Linked DNA regions of Homo sapiens: all the other regions are linked to region 1. The links are chromatin loops, found by intact Hi-C in ENCODE. Cell type or tissue: IMR-90. All regions are shown on one strand.

Region 1 (8,000 bases):
AATATCTTTCCAAAACCCCTTTTTGTTCAAGCAGTTCAAGTTTGGCTTCTGTCACTTGCAACCAAAAGTAGTCCAAATTTACACACCCATTTCAACTTCAATGTGATGAAAGTAAAAAAGTTAGAAACAAATTATGAATTGAACAAATTATGGTAAATCCAAACATTGTAATGTTTTGTAGCCATTAATAATTATGGCAGATATTTAACTTATTACCTGGAAAAAATTTTGATATATTTATCCATGAAAAAAGCAGGCTGCAAAGCATTTCCTAGTCTATAAGTCACCTTTAATATACACATATATATGTTAGGATTTCTCAGATGACACTGTCAGAAACTATAGTCAAACATGATTAGGGCCAAAAAAAGGAAATTTTTGGCTCATATAATGTATAATTAGGATTTGAGGATAATGGGATTGAAGGGGATAAGTTTTGTTGGTCAGGAAAACATAGATATGGATTGAGGTAGTTTCCAAATGAAAAAGGGATCCTGTTTTTATCCAAAGAATGGTAGGAAGGGCTACTAAACTAGAAAAACAATTACTTCAAATTGAATAGATTAGATAGATAGATAGATAGATAGATAGATAGATAGATAGATAGACAGATAGATAGATGGATGATAGGTAGACAGACATGGAAAGAAAAATATAATAGATGTGTGACCATGTTAACAGATATTTTATCTGGATGGTCATGTTATGAGCGATTATTTTTTCCTACCTGGAGCTTCTCTGTTTATGAGATATACTCTGACTCTCAGTCTCTTTTCCACTCTTTGATTTGGAGAGTTTGGAAAGCTACAATCTAAACTCCCCCTAATATTCTTGAAGCTAACATTCTGGATGCAAATTATCTATTTCCAGTACTTGAGAGAAATTGAGAAAATTGAGAAAGTCTGCAAGGCAGAATGAAGAAAAGACGATAGCATGTTCCTGCAACTCTTGGCTCTTGCTGCTGGCATTTTAGAAATGTGAGACTTTCCTGTAGCTGCATTCCAGATCTGTGCACCATTTTTCCGGGTATGAAACTGCAGAATGACATCCTACTCTGGCTTCCTAAAATCAGTCACTGTGAGAGGCAGCTGTGGCAGCAGTACTAGCAGCTGCTTCAGGGATAGTAGTAGCTCCTCTGTGGATCAGCTTGGTATTCTTTTGGACATCAGTCCAGAAAGTCTGGAACAGAACCTGTTCTTTCAGCCCTTCCAACAATAAGCAATAATAGTTGCTAAGTTGTAAGGAACTAATATCTTGTATTAAATTCCTTTCTACTTAAAATACTTGCACCAATTTCTGTTTCCTGCATTCAACATTACTGATTTGCCTATATTTTACTATATTGTGATTGTACATATATATATATATATCTTGTGTAATAAAACATACTTAAAAAGTCATTTTATTCCTCTCCAACACAAATTCCTTATTTAAATTAAACTGGTCGTAATGTATGCATTTATATTGTCTATGTCTCCCTCCTATCTACTCAGACTTAACTGGGAGAAACCACAGCACATAGTGCAGTAGCAGAGAATTCTGACTGTCCCCACCATGTGCACTGTGCTCAAAAAAGCAACAGCAGTTTGCGCAGGAAAACTGTTGGGTCCAATATGGCAGGACAAAAAGTTAGTGAAGTGGAGATATGAAGAATCTTCTAAACCCATGAAAAATCAGGGGTAGAAAGAAGTTTTGCAGAAGTCTAGAATTTCTCTTTGGGATGGTAAGAGCAAGAGCAAGAATGATTTAAAATTGTACATTTATATCATCTAATCTTTATGTATGCTTTCATTATCATTTTTTGCCCACAAGAACTCTGAATTTTGATAGTGTCCATTGGACTTTAAAATCATCTACCTCTTTGCTTGGCTGTGATTAATTTCCTCTTCTTTACTCCTATAGAAGAAAGTTGACATTAGATTGTATTATTTTGTGTCTTTATTAGTTTTTTTTAAGGAAATGCATATGGGAATTGACTCATATTAGACTCTATCAAATGTGTCAGAAGGGAGTTTCCAATCCTCATCCCTGTAGACATCAAGTAAAGAATTCTATTGCTCAGAGAAAACCAGTGACACCAGTTTGGATAAAGACTTTCTGACATTTTTTGATGCATTTGCATCACCTTACTTTCTTTTTAAAATGGAAACACACTGTACATACTGTTTACTACTCAATACTTTCTCTCAGCAATATATCATGAAAATATTTCCATGTCAATATACAGTTGAATCTATCTTTTTTTTAATGGCTGCACTGTGGCCCACTTTATGTATGTAGCTTATTTAACATGTATTCTGTTGATCAACTTAGCAATCATTTCCTGATTTGGGCTCTTAAAAACAGTGAGGCAATCTATAGCTTTGTTTACATGTGAATTAACTTGATTTGAAAAAACTCTTCAAGTGCAGGTTTCATCTGCCACCTAGCAAACAATGTTAAGAACTGGCCAGGTACAGTGGTTCACACCTGTAATCCTAGCAATTTGGGAGGCCAAGGCAGGACTGCTTGAGCCCAGGAGTTGGAGGGTGCAGTGAGCCACACAATTATACCACTACACTTCAGCCTGTGCAACAGTGAGACCATGTCTCAAAAAAGAACTATGTAGTTTATACAGTATGAAGCCTGAGAATGAATTTATGTTTTTATTATAGTTATAAAATCTGGGTTGAGGTGTAAAAGTCAGGAGCTATTAGTATATTGAGTGTAAACTTCTTCACCCTTTCTCCTGCAGCAGACCAAAAATAGATTCATGAAACAAAGAGGTTATTAGCCACTGTGGTATATGGATACACTTGAGAAGATTTATATATTTGAAATAGAGAATTTAGTCCACCACCAAAAGCAAATTAAACATGTTTTATTGTTCTAAAATACAAATGTATTATCAAAAATATATCAGTGTTATCAGTGATTCAGTAAAAGTTACAGCAGCAAAAAAAAAAATAAAGTAGATAATTTCAGTTAACTGAGAAAATAACTCATCTGAAAAAAAGAATCTATTTTATTTCAAGTGTATCCCAAGAAAAGGCTGGCAATGTGAGCTAAAGCTGAAATTAGTGTTATAGATGGTGTTAGGAAATCATATTTCCTTTAAAGTCCTAAACTCAATAAAACTTAATTCCAAGAACTCTAAGGAGGAACCTCCATGCACTCAGCATTGGCTTCATAATGCATTCAGCATGGCAAATACAGAGACAATCTTCTTAACAAAGCATACCTCCATAGAATCTCAAAGCTCAAAGGGAGTTTGAAGTTCATCTAATTGTTCTACCAGACTACTAGTTTATACAAATGAAACAGTAACTTATGTTTGAATATCTCTAGTTACAGGCAACACTACCTACCATAGAAATTTGTTCTATTTTTAGATACTCAGGTTTTTTGGTTTGTTTTTAGTTTTTTTTTTTTAATTCTTCCTGTAAGCTTTTGCTCTTAGAGCAGCCTTGCAGATACCAAAGTTATCATCTGCATCCTGAACATTCTCTTAAGGGGGAATAGCTTGCCATTGAAAAATATTCTGAATTCTTTAATTTAATTTTATTTTCCAGAGGCCTCTGATTTTTTATTTGTTCATTCATTCTGTCATGATATGATATGGTACACTCACTCACTGCAAATACAGCAGTGAGAAAGGTGATGAACATGCTTCTGTCCTCATGAACTTACACTAGGGGTAGGTAGGGCCAGATTTAGATGGAGGGAGCGTAGTGTGATAAAGTTTGTATAGAAAGAAAACGCTATAGAAAATGATTGGAAAGAATAGTATGAGACAGACCTGAAGAGGTGCCTTTTGGGCACGTTGAGGTTTGACTGCTTAGAGAAGTAAAAAGTTATTGAAGGTTTTTATAAAAATAGGAATGAAATGATCAAATTTGCATTTATAAAACATTGCTCTTGATCTCATGAAAGAAAACAGATTAGAGGGGGCAAGAGGAAGGTAAGTCAACTTCTAGTAGGCTATTGGATTGCCCCACTAGCTGAAGGTAGGAGATAGAAGGAAGTAATGTGGTATGTGAGAAATTGATTCATTTCACAGACATTTAATAGGCAAGTATTTAGAATTCAATGATCTGGCAACAATTTTTAGAAAATAGAGTTTCTGCTAATATGAAAGCTTAAAGTTATGAAGCTGTTTAATTTTTACTTCCTATTGTTTAAAGTGATTAAAGACTTAAACATTGGCAACAGAATAAACAAATACATTAAAATTGAACAGTATTTTAGAAAAATTCATGAAGTATTATAGAAGAAAGATTTCAAACCCTTTTTTTCCTGATTTGAACATGTCAGAAAGTGTGTCTGCAGTTTCCCAGATCTCCTAATTCAGTGTTTCATCTTCCTAAGAAAATCACAGTGGAGAAATAGAAAAGAGCAGAGGATTTATGGTATATGATAAGTACATACTTTATAAAAATGTATAATCTTCAAACATATAGAGAAACAGTACAATAACAATATTTAAATATGCTCTCTTTTTTGCAAAGACTATGAATAATAAAAATTAGAATATAAAAGTATTTCTTGCTTTCATGAGCTGGACCAGAATTCTTTAATTGTAAAAATAATACACTTAAAGTTGAAATTTGAAGGTATGGAAGGTAGAGGATTCAGACAATGCTCTTCACAATACTCAGATTATAAATCCTGTGATTCAGTAAAATTGAAGTTGTCTATTTCAAATGCAGACACTGATTTTAAAGACTGGTCACCTAGCTCCACCTTCTGGCTAAACAATAACTTTTGTTTCCTTACCCACTCCTGGCATAGTTTCATGAAGGTTAAATATTATGATGTTGGCGCCACCTGCTGGAATGTTTTTCTAAAAACAAACATACCCTAGAGATGGGAAATTAGATGGCTATACCGCAGAAATATGACTTCTAATTTCTCTGGAAAAAAAATATATATAATATTTGAAAAATAGCTAGATTATGCTAAAGAATTATTATGAATTATATTTATTCTTATGAAAAAAGTTATATATCCCTTTAGCAACTCACTTTCTATTTCCTCTTTTGCTGTCCCAATGCAAACCTTAGCCACAAAAGAAACTATCCCGAAATAGTTTAAGAGGAAAATTAATATTTGAGCACACTGAAATAGATTATTCCTTAAATTGTATAATTGTAAGAAGTAGATAGTATTAGTCCCCCATTTACTCACTAGAAAATTGAGATTTATTCAGTTTAGCTGCATCTAAATTATCTTATACCAAAATAAAATACAGTAAAATTTGAATTAAGGTATTTTTACACTGAATTTTTTGGTTTTTCTGCTCTACCTGTTTTCATTGCTAATTAAGGGGGGTTGAGAAAATGTGGATTGTAATTAAATATGATTTTTTAAGCGTCTGAAAAGATTTGCTAATCTCTGTTAATAGTAGGTCTTTGTCAGAAGTAAACAACTACTCTTAGCCAAGATCAATTTATTTCCTTTATTAGTTTTCCACAGGCTTCATGCCACACTTTCTGTTTGTCACCTGGGGTTTTTTTCTGCCTAGCTATCTCTAAAACCAATCATGATATTCAATATTCAAATCACCCTTATTGACATTTGGACAGAAAGGTACAAAAGAAGGAATAATAACTTGTTAATTATTCTAAGATCTTGATTAGATTCTACATAAACATTAGACATGCTAAAATTTCCATCAACTTAAAAATAGATGTTTCATTAATTCACTAATACTAATCTTATTTGATCTAAACTTTTTAAAGGATTTCCTTTTTGTGTTTTCATTGTTATATTATAGCTGTGCATAATTTGGAGTTACCTGTGATATTTTGATATAGTTATACGATGTGTAATTATCAAGTCAGGGTAACTGGGATATCTATCACATCAAACATTTATCTTTGTGTTGGCAACATCACAATTCTTCTCTTCTAACTATTTTGAATTATACAATAAATAATTGTTAAGTGTAATTTATTTACAGTACTATTGAATACTGGAACTTAATATGAGCCTTTTAAATGCATTTTCAATAATATTTTAGCTACTAATAAATGCCAGTCAGGATGCTCCATTGCAGCTGGCAAGGAGGACTCTCTTTAGGTTAAGTTGTGAAGAAGGATGGCAGCCTAGCAGAATGAAGGTGGATATGAGAAGCCTCCCTCATCTGCAGAGAAAACTATTAGTAGTAGGACAAAATAAGGCCAGCATACAGAGGGAATAAAGCTAATACTAAGATGAATAGTTATTATTTGAACAAAATTTCCTTCTGTTTTTAACCCATTATCAAAACAAAATAATAGTCTTTCCAGTTTGTTGCTTTCATAAGTGTTTCTGCTCTTGCAACTAAGGGAGTGCTAACATAGCTCTGCAAAATTACTTACTGATTAATATAGTACTAATACCTATAGTACTTATTGACTAATACAGTACTCCAAAAATATTTATTGAATTAATATATGTTGAATGGAATGACCTTATTCTCCTAAGTTCTCTGAGCTTTATTTCTTTACTCAATTATAAAAGTTAAGGTAATCGTACACACATTACCTTTTCTCAAATTTAATATGGTTTATAAATGTGCTATACAAATATCAAAGATCACGACATTTAACCTGCCATATTGTTCAACAAATGAATCCATGCACCCAGAAAGTGTTCCTTAAATATGTTATATGTTCAATAAAGGTAAACGTGTTTGCCAGAGTAATCTGTTTCCATGTGTCCGTTCTAACACGCAAAACCAGGTAGGGAGAGTTTTCCAAGGATTTTATAATTTCATACAGAACTGTAACTCACTGTTATGACAAAGCAAGTTAAGTTAAAGTATCAGTATAATGATTGCTAACATCCATATTTGTCATATAATAGGTGCTTGAAAGAAAATCCTTTGTATGAAATAATATTCCACTTACATTTTTTCTCTTTGTAAGAAAAAGGAAGTCATTCTGTCAATATAAGAGGAAATAATTTCTCACACAAGTTTTTCAGTTCTTGCTATCTGAAAAATATCTTATTTAGGATGCTAATCCAACTGTTAGTGTTCCTGTGATTGTATAAGTATCAGAAGAGCAATTTGTATTTATTTCTGTGATATTAAGTATGTAATGCAGTTTTCAAAGATGACTTAATTAAATACCTAGAATAAGACAAAATCAAATGTCTTTAAAAATGTCTTCAGTAAAAATAAGCATATCTTAATAAGGTTACTTTTTTTCTTAATAAATATTTATGTATGTTCTTTGGATAAATTTCCAATCTTCCATTCTATATCATCTATTTTCACTTTTGTCCTCAAAATAGCAACTTACTGTAGAAAATTATACAACAATCAAAACTAGAGAATACATAAAGGAAGAGATTTGTTATCTCTGTGAACTTGAATACAATTATTTGCTATTATACACAACGACAGTTTTAGTACACTCACCCTGTTATCATCCCAGCTTTCCCTTGATTTGAGATTTTAAGAATTATAAGTACTGCAAGAGGAGCTCTCTTCATTACTAAAACTTAGCTGAAAATTAATTTTTGTTCTAAAAATACATTGCATTGTGGTTTTTTTCTAATAAGTATAATCTAATTAGCTAAATAAACTGAAGACCGCAAAATAAGAAGTGGCTTCAAATGAGTCCCTTTATTCTCCTGTAAACTCATACACATACAGTATAAACCTAGAGGAAAATGGAGAGTAACAGGAAGCTATGACTTGCCATACAGACTCTAAGTCTTGAGTACTACTGATCCTAACATCAAGGTACTTTCAATATACAATTTCTAAAAATGCATGCTATCTAATAAAGATGCATCCAATAATGATCCTTTTAGCCACACCTTATCTAGATTAAAAGTTAAGTACTCAACAATTATAAAGTGCGACTATTAATCACTCATTTCACCTTTGCTCTGATGGTTGTCCAAAAATTAGTATTAGGTACTAAAATTCAGGATTATTTTTCTCAGTAGGGAGTTAATTGTCACTCCAGCTAAATAATCACCAGTATTTCCTCTTTAGATTTATATCATTTCCAGGAGCAAATATG
Region 2 (8,000 bases), 660 kb before region 1:
TGGCTAAAGCCCCTAACAAGTAAGGGTTAAACACTTACTTAAGAAGCATTAAATTAACACTAGTATTATTTCCCTTCTTTTTAAAAAAATAGTTTTTTACTAGATTGTGTAGACTATGTATAAATAAATATATGTGTATACAAACATCCACGCAAACATACATGTAGGTAACTTTCTGTATGTAGTTTAATTTAGAGCTTTTTGTATCATTACTTAATGGCTTTCTAAAGTATTTTCAAATCCCTTGAATCTCAGAAGAGTAAAGAAGATAATAGGTGGTGTGTTCACAGCAAGTATATTAAATTAAAACAAATTATTATTTTTAAGTCAAAAACAGTTGTCAGCATTTTTGCACAGTTCAACCTAGTTGCTCACATTATAATTAGGGAAGGTTATAGAGAAAGAAGCTGTATTGGTTTCGAAGGATGGATAAGATCAAGATACACAACAGTTGAAAGGAAATACAGGTCAAAAGTATTCTTTGTTCACAGCAGAAACATTTGAAATAAAATAAGCCAATTGCCGTTTGCTTGGTATTTCCCAAGAAAGAGGCAAAAATACACCCTCATTGCTCATCGAGTATATTCAAACTTTATAACAGGAAATGACCTGATACTTATCAGTAACTGCTTTAATTACTTTTATTCATTCTGGTTCACTTGTGAGCAACTCTCAGGATACTTGATAGGACAGTATAAAGTCAACGAATTATTGTTCTTCACAAATAATCTTTTTATTCTCTGGACAGTCATTTTACAAAGGAAGACCCATATGAGTACAGTGCTTAATTCCAATCAAGTTGTCCACTTTAATTTGGGAGGTGTAAGGTGTGCTCAAGCACTGATGTAGGGTTATTCACCATGCCTCTTATGTCTCCAGTAGAATTATATGGTGCATAATTTAAATCCCATGATGCAAATGACAACAAGCCTTATATCCAGGTCTGATGTTTAAAGCTAATGAGGAAGTCTACTATACAAGGGAGAATTTCCATGCTAAGAATATGTTGTGACAGAGTACATGTAACATAGACTTTGGACTAGAATCTTTCAGAGTGAAAACTGCTCTCTTGTATATTAACTTGGACATTTAACCCCTTGCCTTGGTTTCCTCATCTATAAAATACACGTATACAGATATTTGATATAAAGCTGAATGAGTTTATTGGAACCCCCAATTAAGATAATATTCATAAATATTCTTTATAAGTGGTAAAGCACATTGACATATAAGCTTCATTTGGTAAATGTCATGCATGTCCGAGTGAAGAGACCACCAAACAGGCTTTGTGTGAGCAACAAGGCTGTTTATTTCACCTAGGTGCAGGTGGGCGGAGTCCGAAAAGAGAGTCAGCAAAGGGTGGTGGGATTATCATTAGTTCTTATAAGTTTTGGGATAGGCGGTGGAAGTAGGAGCAATGTTTTGCAGGCAGGGGGTGGGTTTCACCAAGTACATTCTCAAGGGTGGGGAGAATTACAAAGAACCTTCTTAAGAGTGGGGGAGATTACAAAGAACATTCTTAAGGGTGGGGGAGATTACAAAGTACATTGATCAGTTAGGGTGGGGCAGAAACAAATCACAATTGTGGAATGTCATCAGTTAACGCTATTTTCACTTCTTTTGTGGATCTTCAGTTGCTTCAGGCCATCTGGATGTATAGGTGCATGTCACAGGGGATATGATGGCTTAGCTTGGGCTCAGAGGCATGACAGTAAACAGATATTAAGTAGTTACTAGGTACCAGGCAGTATGTCTAAACCTGAAGACACAAGAGTAAATCATGATCCCTTGGCAAGCCATCATGGCTCAGGCATGTAATGTGGCACTTGGGAAGGCTGAGGCGGGTGAATCGCTTGAACTCAGGAGTTAGAGACCAGCTTGGGCAACATGGTAAAACCCTGTCTCTACAGAAAATACAAAAAGTAGCTGGGGCATGGTGGCTCATGCCTGTACTCCTAACTACTTGTGGGCTGAGGTGAGAGGATGGCTTCAGCCTGGGAGGCAGAGGTTGCAGTGAGCAGAGATCACACCACTGCACTCCAGCCTGGGTGACAGAGTGAGACCCTGTCTCAAAAAAAAAAAAAAAAAAAAAAAAAAAAAAAATCATGATACCTGCACTCAGAATTCTTAGTCTAGAATAGAATTCAGTAAAAGGTAATTTCAATTTAATATGGGAAGGTCTATTTTAAGAATTAACATTTTGTTACACAACTAGTGAAGGGTAGAGCTGGGAAATAACTTCTAATTCATTTAACTTTAGAGCCCTTGTTTCAACCACTGCACTAATTTGCAGTAATAGTGATGCTGCTAGCATGCTAGGAAAGCATCAGATGTAAAAACTCACCCGTAAAAACTCACCCAGTCTTGCCGTTAAAGAGGTTATAGAACATATTTGCTGGAAAACATAAAAATGAGTTTCTCATCTAAAGAAAAGAGAGAAATAATTGCAAACAGAGAAAAGAGAGCTAAGAAAAGCAAAGAAAGCTAGAAAAAGGAAGATGTACTCTGAAAACATCAGTAAGGTTTCTGATGCTAGAGGGTTAGTTGCCAGTTGCTACTATAACAGATTACCTCACATGTAGTGTCTTAAAACAACACTATCACAACACTTAAAACTTATTATCACACAGTTCTGTAGATCAAAATCTGGATGTAGCATAGATTAAAAGGGTGCACAGTTCAGAATTTTACAATGCCAAAACCAAGGAATCAGTAGTCTGCAATCCTTTCTGGAAGCTCTGGGGATAAATCTGCTTCTAACCTCATATAGGCTATTAGTCAAATTCAGTTCCCTGCTGTTGGAAGGTTCCTGTTTCCTACCTGGTTGTCAGCCAGGGAGCCAGTCTTTGCCTCTAGAGGATGCACACATTCTTTCTCATGCTTTTCATTTGACTCACAGTCTCCAGCCCTTCTTAGCAATGGTGGATCAAGCCACCTTCCTGTCTGCCCAGGGCAAAGAGCTAGTGCACCCCCAGCCTCGCTTCACACCGCCCCCCCCCGCCCCAGGAGAGATTTCAGCACATCTCACCCGAGCTCTCCCTAGCACCCCTGTCAGGACAGGTGCTTCCACTCTTCACTGGGGTATCCAAGGGTGTGCCAGCTCTTACTCACAAGTGCCATCTACTGGAAAGAAGATTGAACTGCAGAACCAAATTTAAAAACCTGCCAACAGAAGGGAATAGAACTCGGAAACAAGATAATCAGTCTTCCTGAGACCTCTGTACTCCCAGCGCCACAGAAGATAGCGCGCCTGAGCATATGTCCACTACATTACTACTATAATCGGCATCTGAGAAAGCCACCACTCAACAGAAAAGCTATCTATAACCAAGGAAGTATATACAGTGCTTTTGCCTGCTGAAAGCACCCAGAACCAAAGCTAAATGATCATATACAACATAGGTTACAGTCACCTTCAAGGAGGAAAATAAAAAACTACCATCCAAATGAGAGTAAATTGGCTGGGTGTGGTGGCTTACATGTGTAATCCTAGCACTCTGGGAGGCTGAGGAGGACAAATTGCTTTAGCCCAGGAGTTGAAGACCAGACTGGGCAACAGGACAAAACCCTGTCTCTACAAAAAATACAAAAATTAGATGATGGTGGTGGCACATGCCTGTGGTCCCAGCTACTTGGGAGGGTGAGGTGGGAGGGTCACTTGGGCCCAAGAGGTCGAGGCTGTGGTGAGCCACGGTCATGCCACGATCGTGCTACTGCACTCCAGCCTGCGTGACAGAGCAAGACCCTGTCTCAAACATAAAATAAAAGAAAAACAAATGGGAGTAAATTGAAAAATAAGAAGTAACAGCTTCTTCAGATGAGAAGGAATCAATACAAAAAAACAAAAACAAAACAGATTTCCACACCCCTAAAAAGCACACTAGCTCTCTAGCAATGTACCCTAACCAAAAGGAAAATTCTGAAATGACAGATAAATAATTCAAAATATGGATTATAAGAAAGCTCAATGAGATCCAAGAGAAAACTGAAAACACAAAATTGAAAATACAAGCCATGCAAAGAAAACCCAAAAGAAAGCAGGTATACTTATATCAGATAAAACAGATTGTAAGTCAATTAAAAATTACAGTAAAAAATGACAAAGATTATTACATAATGATGAAGAAATCAATTCAAGAAGTTGTGACAATTCTAGATGTGTATGCACTCAACACCAGAGCACTCAGATTCATAAAACAAATACTAATAGACCTAAGAAAAGATGTATAAGACGATACAGTAATTGTGGGATATTTCAATACTGCACTGACAGCACTAGACAGATCACTGAGGCAGAAAATTAACAAAAGAACCCCAGATTTAAGTTGTATTCCAGAATAAATAGACCTAACAGACATTCACAGAACATCCTGCCCTGCAACTACAGAATACACGTTTTTCTCATCTGTACATGAAACATTCTTAAAATTTTCCCATATATTAGGCCACAAGGCAAGTCTCAATAAATTTTTAAAAAGTCAAAATTATATCAGGCATGTTCTCAGGACACAACGGAATAAAAAAAAATCAATACTAAGATTAACTCTCAAAACTATATAAATACACAGAAATTAAATAACTTACCCTGAATAATCTTTAAATAAACAGTGAAATCAAGGTAGAAATTAAAAATTGTTAAAATAAATGAAAATAAACACATGGCATACCAAAATCTCTGGGAAACAGCAAAGGCAGTGCTAAGAGGAAGATATATTTTAAAAACATAGAAAAATCTCAAATTAACCTTACTTTGCACTTTAAGGAACTAGAAAAAGAAAAACAAACAAAACCCAAAGCTAGCAGAAGAAAAATTATAACAAAGATCAAAGCTGAACTAAATGAAACTGGGACCAAAAACAATACTAAGAATCAATAAAATAAAAAGATGGTTTTTTGAAAAGATAAAAATGACAGACTACTAGCTAGATTAACCAAGAAAAAAAAGAGATTCAAATAAGCACAAGCAGAAAGAATAAGAGTGACATTATGACTAATACCACAGAAATACAAAAGATTATTATATACCACTACGAGCATATTTACCTACACGAACTAGGAAACCTAGAAGAATGGATAAATTCTTGAAAACATACAACCTCCCAAAATTTAACAAGGAAGAAGTAGAAATCTTGAACAGACCAATAGCAAGTAATGAAACTGAATCAGTAATAAAACATTTCCTGACACTAAAAATCCCAGGACCAAATGGACTTATAGCTGAATGCTTCCAGACATGCAAAGAACTATATCATTATCACTGAAACTTTTCCAAAAAAGATCAAGGAGGAAGGAATCCTCTCTAGCTCATTCTAAGAAGGAGTATTACTCTGATTCCAAAGCCAGGTAAGGATACAACAACAAAAAGAAGAAAACTACAGGACAGTATTTTTGATGAACAGAGATGCAAAAACCCTCAACAAAATACTAGCAAACTGAATGCAGCATCACATCACAAAGATAATGCACTATGATTAAGTGGGTTTTATTCCTGGGGTGCAGGGATGTTTCAACACATGAGAATCAATAAATGTGATTCACCAGGTAAACAGAATTAAAAGTAAAAACATTATAATCATCTCAATAGATGTGGAAAAAGCATTTGATAACATACAACATTCCTTCCTAATAAAAACCCTCAATAAACAACCATCCAAAGATCATAACTCAAAATAAGAAAAGCCATATATGACAAACCCTTAGCCAACATCATTTTCAGTGAGGAATAGTTTAAAGCAGCAACTCCCAACCTTTTTGGAACTGGGGACAGATTTCATGAAAGACAATTTTTCTACCGACTGTGCAGAGAGTGGGGAATGGTTTTGGGATAAAACTGTTCCAGCTCAGATCATCAGGCAGTAGTTAGATTCTCATAAGGAGTGCACAAACTAGATCCCTCTCATGTGCAATTTACAACAGGATTCACGCTCCTATGAGAATCTAATGCCAATACTGATCTGACAAGAGGCTGAGCTCAGGAGGTAATGCTTGCTTGCCCACTGCTCATCTCCTGCTGTGTGGCTGGGTTCCTAATCGGCCATGGACCACTACTGTTTGGCAGCCAGGTGTTTGGGACCGCTAAGTGCCAAAGGATTAAAGGATTCCCCGTAAGTCCTGGAACAAAACAAAGATGACCATTTTTATTACCCCTACTCAATTTAGAACTGGAAGTCCTAAATAGAGCAATAAGGCAAGAAAAATAAATAAAAAGCTTCCACATTGGAAAAGAGGAAGTCAAATTATCTGTTTGCCGATAATATGATGCAATACCTAGAAAACACTAAATACTCCTACAAAAAGATGCCTAGACTTGATGTAAAGTTTCAGCGTACAAAATCAAGGTACAAGAAATCAGTAACATTTCTGTGTACCAATAACAATCTAGCTGAGAACCAAACCCAGAATTCAATATCATTTATAATGTCTATAAAAAATGAAATACCTAAGAGTACTTTTAACCAAGGAAGTAAAATACCTCTGCCAGGAGAAATAGAAGACACTAATGAAAGGAATTGTAAGTGACACAAATGGAAAAACGTCTGATGCTCATGGATTGGAAGAATTGATATAATTAAAATGACCATACTGCCCAAAGCAATCTACAGATTCAATGAAATGTGTAACAAATTACCAATGTCATTTTTCAAAGAATTAGAAAATCCAATTCTGAAATTCATATGGAATCAAAAAAGAGCCTGAATAGCCAATGCAATTACAAGCAAAAAGTACAAAGCTAGAGACATCATGTTACCTGACTTCAAATTATACTACAGAACTATAGTAGCCAAAACTGCATGATATTGTTATAAGAATAGATACATAAATCAAAGAAGTAGAATAGATAACCCAGAAATAAAGCCACATACCCACAACCAACTGATATTTGACAAAGTGACTGAAAAGATACAATGGGGACAGAACACCCTGTTCAATAAATGGTGTTGGAAAAAAAATGTATAGCCATATGCAAAAGAATAAAACTGGACCCACATCTCTCACCATACATAAAAATTAAATCAAAATGAATTAAAAACTTAAATGTAAGACCTGAAACTATACAAATCCTAAAGAAAAACCTAGGAGAAATTTTTCTGGATATTGGCCTAGGCAGAGAATTTATGACCAAGTCCTCAAAATCACATGCAACAAAAACAAAAATGGACAAATTAGACTTAATTAAGTTAAAGAGCTTCTGCACAGCAAAAGAAACAATCATCAGAGTAAACAGACAACCTACAGAATGGGAAAATATATATGTAAACTATGCATTTGACCAAGGGCTAATATCCAGAATCTACAAGGAATTCAAACAACCCAAGAAAAAAAAGCAAATATCCCCATTAAAAAATAGACAAAAGACATGAACAGACATTTTTCAAAAGGAGATATACAAGCAGCCAGCAAACATAAATAATGCCCATCATTAGTAATCACCAGATAAATGCAAATTAAAACCACCATCATACACCAGTCAGAATGGCTATTATTAAAAAGTCAAAAAATGACAGATGTTGGCTAGGATGTGGAGAAAAGGAAATGCTTATACATTGTTGATAAGAAGGTAAATTTGTATAACCTTTATGAAAAACAGTATGAAGATTTCTCAAAGAACTGAAAATAGAACTACCATTTGACCCAGCAATCCCACTACTAGGTATATACCAAAATGGAAAGAAACCATTATACCAAAAATATATCTACTCTTGTTTATCACAGTGCTTTTCACAGTAATAGAGCCATAGCATCAGCATAAGTGTCCATCAACAGATGATTGCATAAAGAACATGTGGTATATCTGTAAACTACAGAATACTACCCAGCCATAAAAATAATGGAATCATGTCTTTTGCAGCAACATGGATGGAACTGAAGGCCATTGAGGCCATTATCCTAAGTGAAATAACTCAGAAACACGTGTTCTCATTTACAAGTGGGAACTAAACAACAGGTACACGTAGACATACAGAGTGGAATAATAAACACTGGAGATTCCAAAAGGTGGG
Region 3 (8,000 bases), 1.6 Mb before region 1:
AATGGGGCTTAAAGTCCCATCCATGGCCAGTGATGGAGTACAGTACTTAATTGTTTCTGACTAGGGTCTCTGCATCAGCACTCTGAGAGTGTCTTCTAACTTTTAATCGCCTTCTGTGCTCTTTAATTAGACCTGTTCACAAGACAGTCAAAAGAAAACGCCTATCACTAAGCTTATCCAAGACGTTGAAACATGCCATTTCAGGAGTCCAGGAACTTTTGTACAAGTCTTAGCATCTTCCAGGATTAATCTGTTTTCTCTGGTTTCCTCTTCCTTAAATCAGGCACACTTGGGGGAAGGGAGAAGCTCTATGGTTATTAAGACAACTCCAATGTAAAGACACTGCCTGGTGGCAATTCCCTCCTTGCCTATTTCCGTTCTTTATTTTGTTCTTTTACCGCGTGTTACCTTTTGGCTACTAATAGGACCGGAGGGTAAAATGTCTTTTCTCTCCTTCGGAAGAGAAAGCTTTTGATCCCTCACTGAGAGCAATCCTAAGACTTTCTCCAGGGGGCTGGGATAACTAGGAAAGGGCTCTGCTCTCTCAGAAGGATTTCAGAGCCCAAACCATACAGCGTCCCTCTTGCTTAGGCGGGAGATGCAAACAGCTGAAGTGCCTTGGCCCCCACTGGTGACCCACAGTAGGACCAACCTCGCCCCGGCAGCGCCCCTGGCCTCAGGTCACTCACGCTCCTGGACTCACCTGGTGCTGAGGACCAGCGCAGGCAGGAGAGGCAGCAGGTAGTGCGCTGGGCTGAATTTCATGCTGCTGCCTGCCGGGGTCCTCCTTCCCTCGCTGCCTTCTCTCTCTCTCTTCGGGATCCTGTCGCTCCTTGGTGCCCGGCTCTGTCCCCAGCCAGTGATGAGCGCTCTTCCGAGGCGGAAAGGCGGAGACGGGCACACGAACGGACGCCTGGGGAAGGCAGGCGCTGGGAGCGAGGAGTATCTTCAGGAGTGATGTCACCGGCGAGGCGAGCCCTGCCGGGGATTGTTCGGCGCCGCCGCTCCGGAGCCCGGAGGGCGCGCCGTCACTCGCGCTGGAGGCGGCGCGGGGAGAGGGAGGGGGCGCCTCGCGATCGCCCCGTGCGCTTCGGTCACCGGGCTGCGCTCTGGTCAGTCGGGTGAGCACTGGCCAGGGGCGGATCATTTATTCCCGCTGCTCCCCAGGATGGCGCGGGGCGGGGCACGGAGAGTAGAAACCTAATCTGCCGATAATTGAACTTGCGTACTCGGCAGGAGATGAGACCCAATTCACTGGGAGAGACTTCCAGACGCGTAGGGTCCTAGGCAGGTGTCTCTCGCCGCTTAAACCGTGTTTGGAAGAACGTCGCTCTGGAGAGAGTGTTTAGAAGATTGTTCTAATTAGAACTGCATAATGATTTGCCTGAAACAGATGGAAGGAAGCGGGAGTAAGCAGCGTCCAGAAATGCAACCTCAGCCCGTCATGGCATTGCAATCTTCTTAACCCGTGAATGTTGACTGCAAAGAACCAAAGAACGTTTCGGGACCGTTAAGACATCTGCTGCTCTGGGTTTTGAAGATTTCTGATCTTCCTCTGATTTCAGTCGTCTGTACCAGCACCTGCCAATGGGGTTGGACCTGGTGGCTCAAGTTCACACACCTGAAGGAGTCCTTTTCCTCAGGTGAAACTCATCAAGGAGACCTAGCGGACAAAAACCATTAAAATGTTAACAGTAATCAGCTCGGAATGATGGTACTGGAAGGTAGAGGTTTTGTAGGTCATTTGGTTTTCTATATTTTCAAATGTTCTATCATAAGCATCCAATATTTAATAGGCTCTATTTAGAAATTTTAATTAGAAAAATTAAATAGCACAATTATAATCCAAAACACCATTTTGCAAAAGCAATTCTGAGAAACAGAACTACTATCTCTGCTACTGAGATATTCAATTCTAGGATATTTATAAGATGATATTGCATGTGTGTGTGTGTGTGTGTGTGTGTGTGTGTGTGTGTGAGTGAGAGTGAGAGAGAGAGAGAGAGAGAGAATGAGAATTCCATCTGGATATTATCCTGGTTATATAACTGTGTATAAGGCACTTCTTCATACAGTATTTAATTTAATCTTCACAAGAGCCATCCTAGTGAAATAGACGTTAATATCACTATTATAGATATGAGCAGACTGAATATCATCAAAATCTGACTATGCATATTAAAAAAAAGAACTGGTTCTACTAAGTCCTAAGAAAAATTCCACTGTTGCCTCAAACATCACAACTAGCACTCCTAGCCCAGTGTTTGACACAAAGTTGTGTTCAGTAAAGGGTGAGGTGCACCAAAGTCCCGAAAGATAATGGACAGCTGTGTCCAGGAATTCCTATCTAGAGGTTTCAGTTCATGTTCCAATTATTTCGGGGGCAAGCTCTTTACAGAAAAATTTAGATGATACATCCTCTTCAATCTCATTTTCGAAGACATTTGTAGGAAAAATGCATTTGCTGTAAAGCTTTATTTTAAAGAGGATGCAAATCTAAAAGGTTAACCATCTAATTTACTATTTTTTTTAAATGGGATTGAAGGTTAAGACATGTATGTAAAACAGATTTGCTTCAAAATCTTGAGCTGCTGAACTAGATGAGTAATAAGTTTTGAAAAGTGAATATTAGCCCCTTGGGCAATAATAATAAGATCCACAACATTATCGATCTTGTATATGCCTAATAAGTAGGCATATACAAATAAACTAACATGTGAATTGCATATCATTTAAGAGAAAAAAACGACACCACACTTTTCTAAAACAGAACTCTGATTCCAAGTAAAATAAAAACTCTGGTTTGCTCCTGCCAGGGTTTTCTAACATAGATTCCCTGCTCACTTTGAAGGAGATTACTTGAGTTGTATACTCAACAAAGACATAAGGCTACTTGGCAATTTTTTTAATGTGTGCACCAGGAAATAACACTCATATTTGTAGAATACATTTTTTATATAACAACTTTGCATCCATTATCTTACGTCCTAATCATAGAAACCAAATGTGGTAGTTATTTCTAGTATTTTTCTCTTTTCCAGTTAAGGTGACAGTTTCAGAGTAGTTAAGTAACTTGCTCAAGGTCACTCAGAGACTTATATAGTGGCGATGGCATTCAAATTCAGTCTGCATTACTTCAAAATGTATGCTTATTTGAGAGAAAAACATTATACACATGTAAGAAAAAACTTTCCCCAACCTAAGTTTTTTTTACTTTCAACTAGACATATAACATAAAACAACAACCAAATTATCTAATATCAATGAATAAAAAAGTCAGAATGAACTTTCTTTACACTGTATCTATATTGGATATCTATAAAGAACCACAAAGTTTGTTGGCCTTTGTGCATTTACTGCAAGCCAAAAAGAAAAAAAAAAAAATCTCTCCAAAAGACATCTAACTTGGAAGGGCATGAGAGCAACATAGTAGGGGAGTACATCTTGAAAGGTATAAGTAAGATTCTGGAAACTCCCACAGATGTAGAGAATTGAAGTATTATTTTGAATTCAAGTACAGATGTGTCTCTCAGCAGAAGTCTTTTCTTCTAGGAAAATTACAAAACCAGGAATCTCCATCACCCATGACATTCTGTCCACATTGTCACATAAAAACCTAAATTCAGAATAAATTTTGTGGCTTTGGAGAATTGGTAGATGAATTTTAAAGATACATTAGTACAGATAGCAATTCACTTATCTTAAACTACTTATCCTATGCTGAGTCCTAACACTGGAGTCAGCAAGCATTGTTTGTGGTAACTGTACCCAAGTCTGAAAAAGAACATCAAGAAAACCCAAGCAGTTGTGCTGAGTCTCTATAAAGTGCTAGGATTAGGAGATATAGAAGCTGTTTTAAAAACAGCTTTATTGAGATTTAATTCAGGTACTAAGAACTTCACCATTTTAAAGTGTGTAATTTAGTGCTTTTATACACATCCATAAGATTATGAAATCATCATCGTTATATAATTCCAGAACATTTTCATCATGCCCAGAAGAAATCCTGTACCTACGAGTAATCACTCACTGGTCCCCACTTTATCCCTTCTCCTGAACCCCCACAGACACCAATCTAATTTCTCTCTTTATGGATTGACCCAAATCTTGACATTTCATATAAATTAAATCATACTGTATCTGGTTTCATATAACTACTCTCTTTCACATTCATGTTTTAAAGTTCATCTGTATTATAGCATATATCGTTACTTAATTTCTTTTTATTGCTGAATAATATTCCATTGTAAGGGTATACCACATTTTGTTTATCCATCCATCAGTTAATGGATATTATGGTTGTTTTCATACTTTCGCTATTATGAAAAACTCTGCTATGATCATTCACATAAAAGTTTCTGTGTGAACATCTGTTTTCAGTTCTCTTGGATATATACCTAGAAGTGGAATTCCTGGATCATATGGTAACTCTACATTTAACATTTTGAGAAACTGCCAAACTCTTGTTCAAGATAGCTGCACCATTTTACATTTTCATTAGTAATATATGAAGGTATCGATTTCTTTACAACCTTAAACTTGTTAGTTGCAATTATTTATCTATCCTTTTATTATTATAGCCATCTTAGCTGATGTGAAGTCTTATCTCATTTTTATAGGCATTTATCTGATAATCACTATCAACATATTTTCATGTGCGTACTAGCTATTCATACACATTTTTGAAGATACATTTATTAAATTATTTTTTCAATTAATTTTTGAGTTTTATTTTTGCCTAGTAAGAGTTCTGTCTATATAATGGGTACAAATCCCCCTTAGATATGTGATTTGCAAATGTTTCCTAATCCATGGATTTTCTTTTCACTTTCCTGTTGGTGTCATTTGCACCACAAATATTTTTAATTTTGATAAAGTTCAATTCACCTACTTTGAATGTTATGATTATACTCCTGAGGTTGTATCTAAGACAGCTTTGCCTCACACTAGGTTATGAATATGTATGCCTTTGTTTTCTTCTAAGATTTTTATTGTTTTAGATCTTAAAGATAGGTCTGTGAATCCAACTTTTGTGTATTTGTGAAGGAGGGGCTCAGCTCCATTGTTTGCATGTGGGTATCAAGTTCTCCTAGCAATATTTGTTAGAAAGGTTATGTTTCCACAATTTAATGCCCCTCTTATTTCATTCTTCACACAGTAATACATTTTTTCTTATTTCTGTTCTGTTTTCTGCCCTCATATTCTAAACTCTCATGTCCCCTAGTGTTTCATCCTTGATCCTCCTCTTTTAAAATTCTATATTTTCTTCCCAAGTTGAACTTATTATTTTTTATGGTTTTTACAATCTTCACTATGGTATGGATCTTAAAATTTACCCCAGCCTAGACTTCCTCGCTGAGACTTTACCTGGGTTCTATATGAATACCTCAAAGTCAAATTCAATCACATTGAACACTTACTCATTCTTCCTCTGTCTGACCCTTCTTCGGTATATCTCCTTATACTTCCATCAACTCAGTCACCCAAGTTTAAACCTGAGAGTTGTCTATTGCTTTTACCTCCACCTTCTCCCACATATAGTCAATCACCAAGCCCTAGAGATTTCACTTCCTAAGTATTTATTTATAACAATTGTCCCACCTCTATATGACACCTGTCATCTGGGCTTTAATTAGAGGTAACCATCTCTTGATTCGGAGTGTACTTTTTACTTTAAGATGGATTTTCCTCAAAACTATTCCCCTTGTATAATCTATCTAAACTGCAAATATCGTTATAATCTTAAATCTCCTAGAAAATTACTCTCAAATAAGAAAACCAATACATGCCTCCTTTTTTTCTCTGTTTAACTTTCATGTTGCACTGTAAATACATTAATGGAAGTTTCCCTTAATGAGACTTTATAATTTTTCATGTTATTCCTTCTTTATGAAGTATTGTCTTAGTGTACTCAGATATTTACTTTAATCATTTAAGACTCATCAAGGACATCACTTCTTTCTAGAATGATTTATTGAGTCCATCTGCCACCGCAAACTTGGTGAGATCTTTCTTTTCTGAATTTCATGACCTGTGGTAGATTGCCTTGAGTTGCACTGATAATATTATATTGTAAATAAATTTTTATGTTTTCCACCACACTATAAATATTTCTTACTTTTCTTTGCACTAAAGATAGTAAGGGTAGTATATAAAATTATACTCTTATTTATATATTTCCTAGGATAATTATTAATTTTATTCATATACCTGTAGATCTGGGCATTAAAGAATAAGAACAGAAAAAATGACAATTTACATGGTTTATTAAAAATTTGTTTCCTTTTTTCATATTCACTGTTTGCTCATTGCTAGTTTAAACTATTTACAAGGAAGTTTCTTCTCATAAGGCCAATTATTCATTATTTAAAAGCCAGCTGCCTCCTAAAAGAAAAAAAAGAAATATAGGCTAATACTAGTAACTGTGCTTCATACAAAAATAGAAAAAGTTAAACACAATATCTTCCAGTTTTTTAATTTTTTATTTTTTATTAATACATAATAGCTGTACATATTTATGGGATAAATGTGGTATTTTGATATAAGCATGTAATGTGTAATAATCAAATCAGGATGATTAGGATATCCATCACCTCAAACATTTATCATTTCTTTGTGTTGGGGAGATTCCAGATCTTCTCTTCCAGCTATTTTGAAACATGAAATAAATTATTGTTAACTATAGTTTCTCTATTGTACTGTTGAATACTTTAACTTATCCCTTCCATTTAACTGTATTTTTACATACGTTAATCAACCCTTTTTCCATCCATATCTTCCCAAAGAAGGGATGTCTGCAACTCCATTTTACTGCTGCACTGTTCACAATAGCCAAGATATGGAATCAAACTAAAGGTCAATCAAAAGATGAATGCATAAAATAAATGTGATACACACACATTCAGCAATAAAAATGAATACAATCTTTTCATTTTCTGTAACATAGATGAAACTGGAGAACACTATGTTAAGTAAAATAAGCCAGGCACAGAAGGACAAATATAACATGTGCTAACTCATACATGAAATCTAAAAATGTGATCTCATGGAGGTAGCTAATAACAGGGCAATCACTAAGTGTTTTGAGCTCAGCCATCTCCATTGAATGACTTTGACCCATTAAATTCCCTACCACCTTCTTTGTAAGTAATGCTGCTGGTTTACACAACGGTTAGAAGTTTATGTAAGAGCTCTGGAACGGGAATTTTTTAGGAAGAAATATAGGCTAAAGGATCTCTTTTTTTAAATACATATTGCTGGGGAAAGAGTTCCATGTTCTTTCTTTGCTAACATCACCATGTGTCAGGTATTCTTGGACTGGGTCTATTCACTTGGAAAAAGAAAGAGACGAACATAGTAATATCTGTATGGATTTGCCGTATTCTTGACATTTCATATAAATTGTCCTTTTTGTCCAGAGGCAGGGAGATACATCGTAAATCTGCTGTCACAGAACAATCATACTGGGAATCCACCAGGGTATTGAAATTTCAGTGAATCCTTTTATGCCTGTGTTTTCCAGCCTTTCTTTTTCCCTTTTTAGTATTTTCATATTTTCCAGTATATTTACAAAGGAATCTGACCTGTCCAACTGATTCTTTCACTGGATCAGTTAAATTCCACCTAACTTCTAAAATTAATAACATCTCTTTATTTTCTGGGATTAAGTGTAGGCTTCCCTTTGCCACATATGTTTGTCTGTATCTCAGTGAATCTCTTGGCACAAAAATTTAGGACCCAATTTAGTCCTTCTTCTATAATTATTTATCATTATAGGACCACAACTAAACCAAAATTTTTAGTGCATAGCTTCTTCTTGCTCACTATACCTGACATTATACATACGATTTTCAAAGACCACCTCTTATCCACCATTATATTCAGCTCCAAATATAATTAATAATACAATTTCTGTTTCTGAGCATGAATAAAAACAGTTAGTACCAGATCTGCCTCTTTCTATAAACAAAAATTTTGAAAAAAAATGGTGACTGTTTTAA

What was found. A loop is a pair of places that touch in the nucleus more often than their neighbours do. Peaks named below come from ENCODE experiments on the same cell type or tissue, not always from the same donor. Only the 100,000 strongest peaks of a DNase experiment are listed, where the experiment ranks them.
Region 2: a loop joins it to region 1, with 5 times the contacts of the local background. A loop is called at or near these places in 6 of 110 quality-filtered maps.
Region 3: it touches region 1 in a loop (2.6-fold over the local background); 4 of 110 quality-filtered maps call a loop at or near these places.

The regions. Positions count from the first base shown.
Region 1 is chr11:22,872,842-22,880,841 of GRCh38, reverse strand. The region is part of intron 3 of LINC02718 (long intergenic non-protein coding RNA 2718); the gene reads right to left. Among named protein-coding and RNA genes, the nearest start is that of CCDC179, 16 kb to the right of the region's middle. RefSeq lists a silencer at 945-1,239. In IMR-90, a CTCF peak has its summit at 4,753 (motif pointing left); a DNase peak (open chromatin) is centred at 4,751; H3K27ac peaks cover 346 bases.
Region 2 is chr11:23,535,360-23,543,359 of GRCh38, reverse strand. No RefSeq gene overlaps it. Among named protein-coding and RNA genes, the nearest start is that of MIR8054, 120 kb to the right of the region's middle. In IMR-90, a CTCF peak has its summit at 3,125 (motif pointing left); no DNase peak of the experiment used is centred here; H3K27ac peaks cover 809 bases.
Region 3 is chr11:24,490,009-24,498,008 of GRCh38, reverse strand. LUZP2 (leucine zipper protein 2) reads right to left here and starts at 956. Exons shown (of 12, transcript NM_001009909.4): 1 at 704-956. The coding sequence starts at 765. In IMR-90, no CTCF peak of the experiment used is centred here; no DNase peak of the experiment used is centred here; H3K4me3 peaks cover 1,424 bases; H3K27ac peaks cover 295 bases.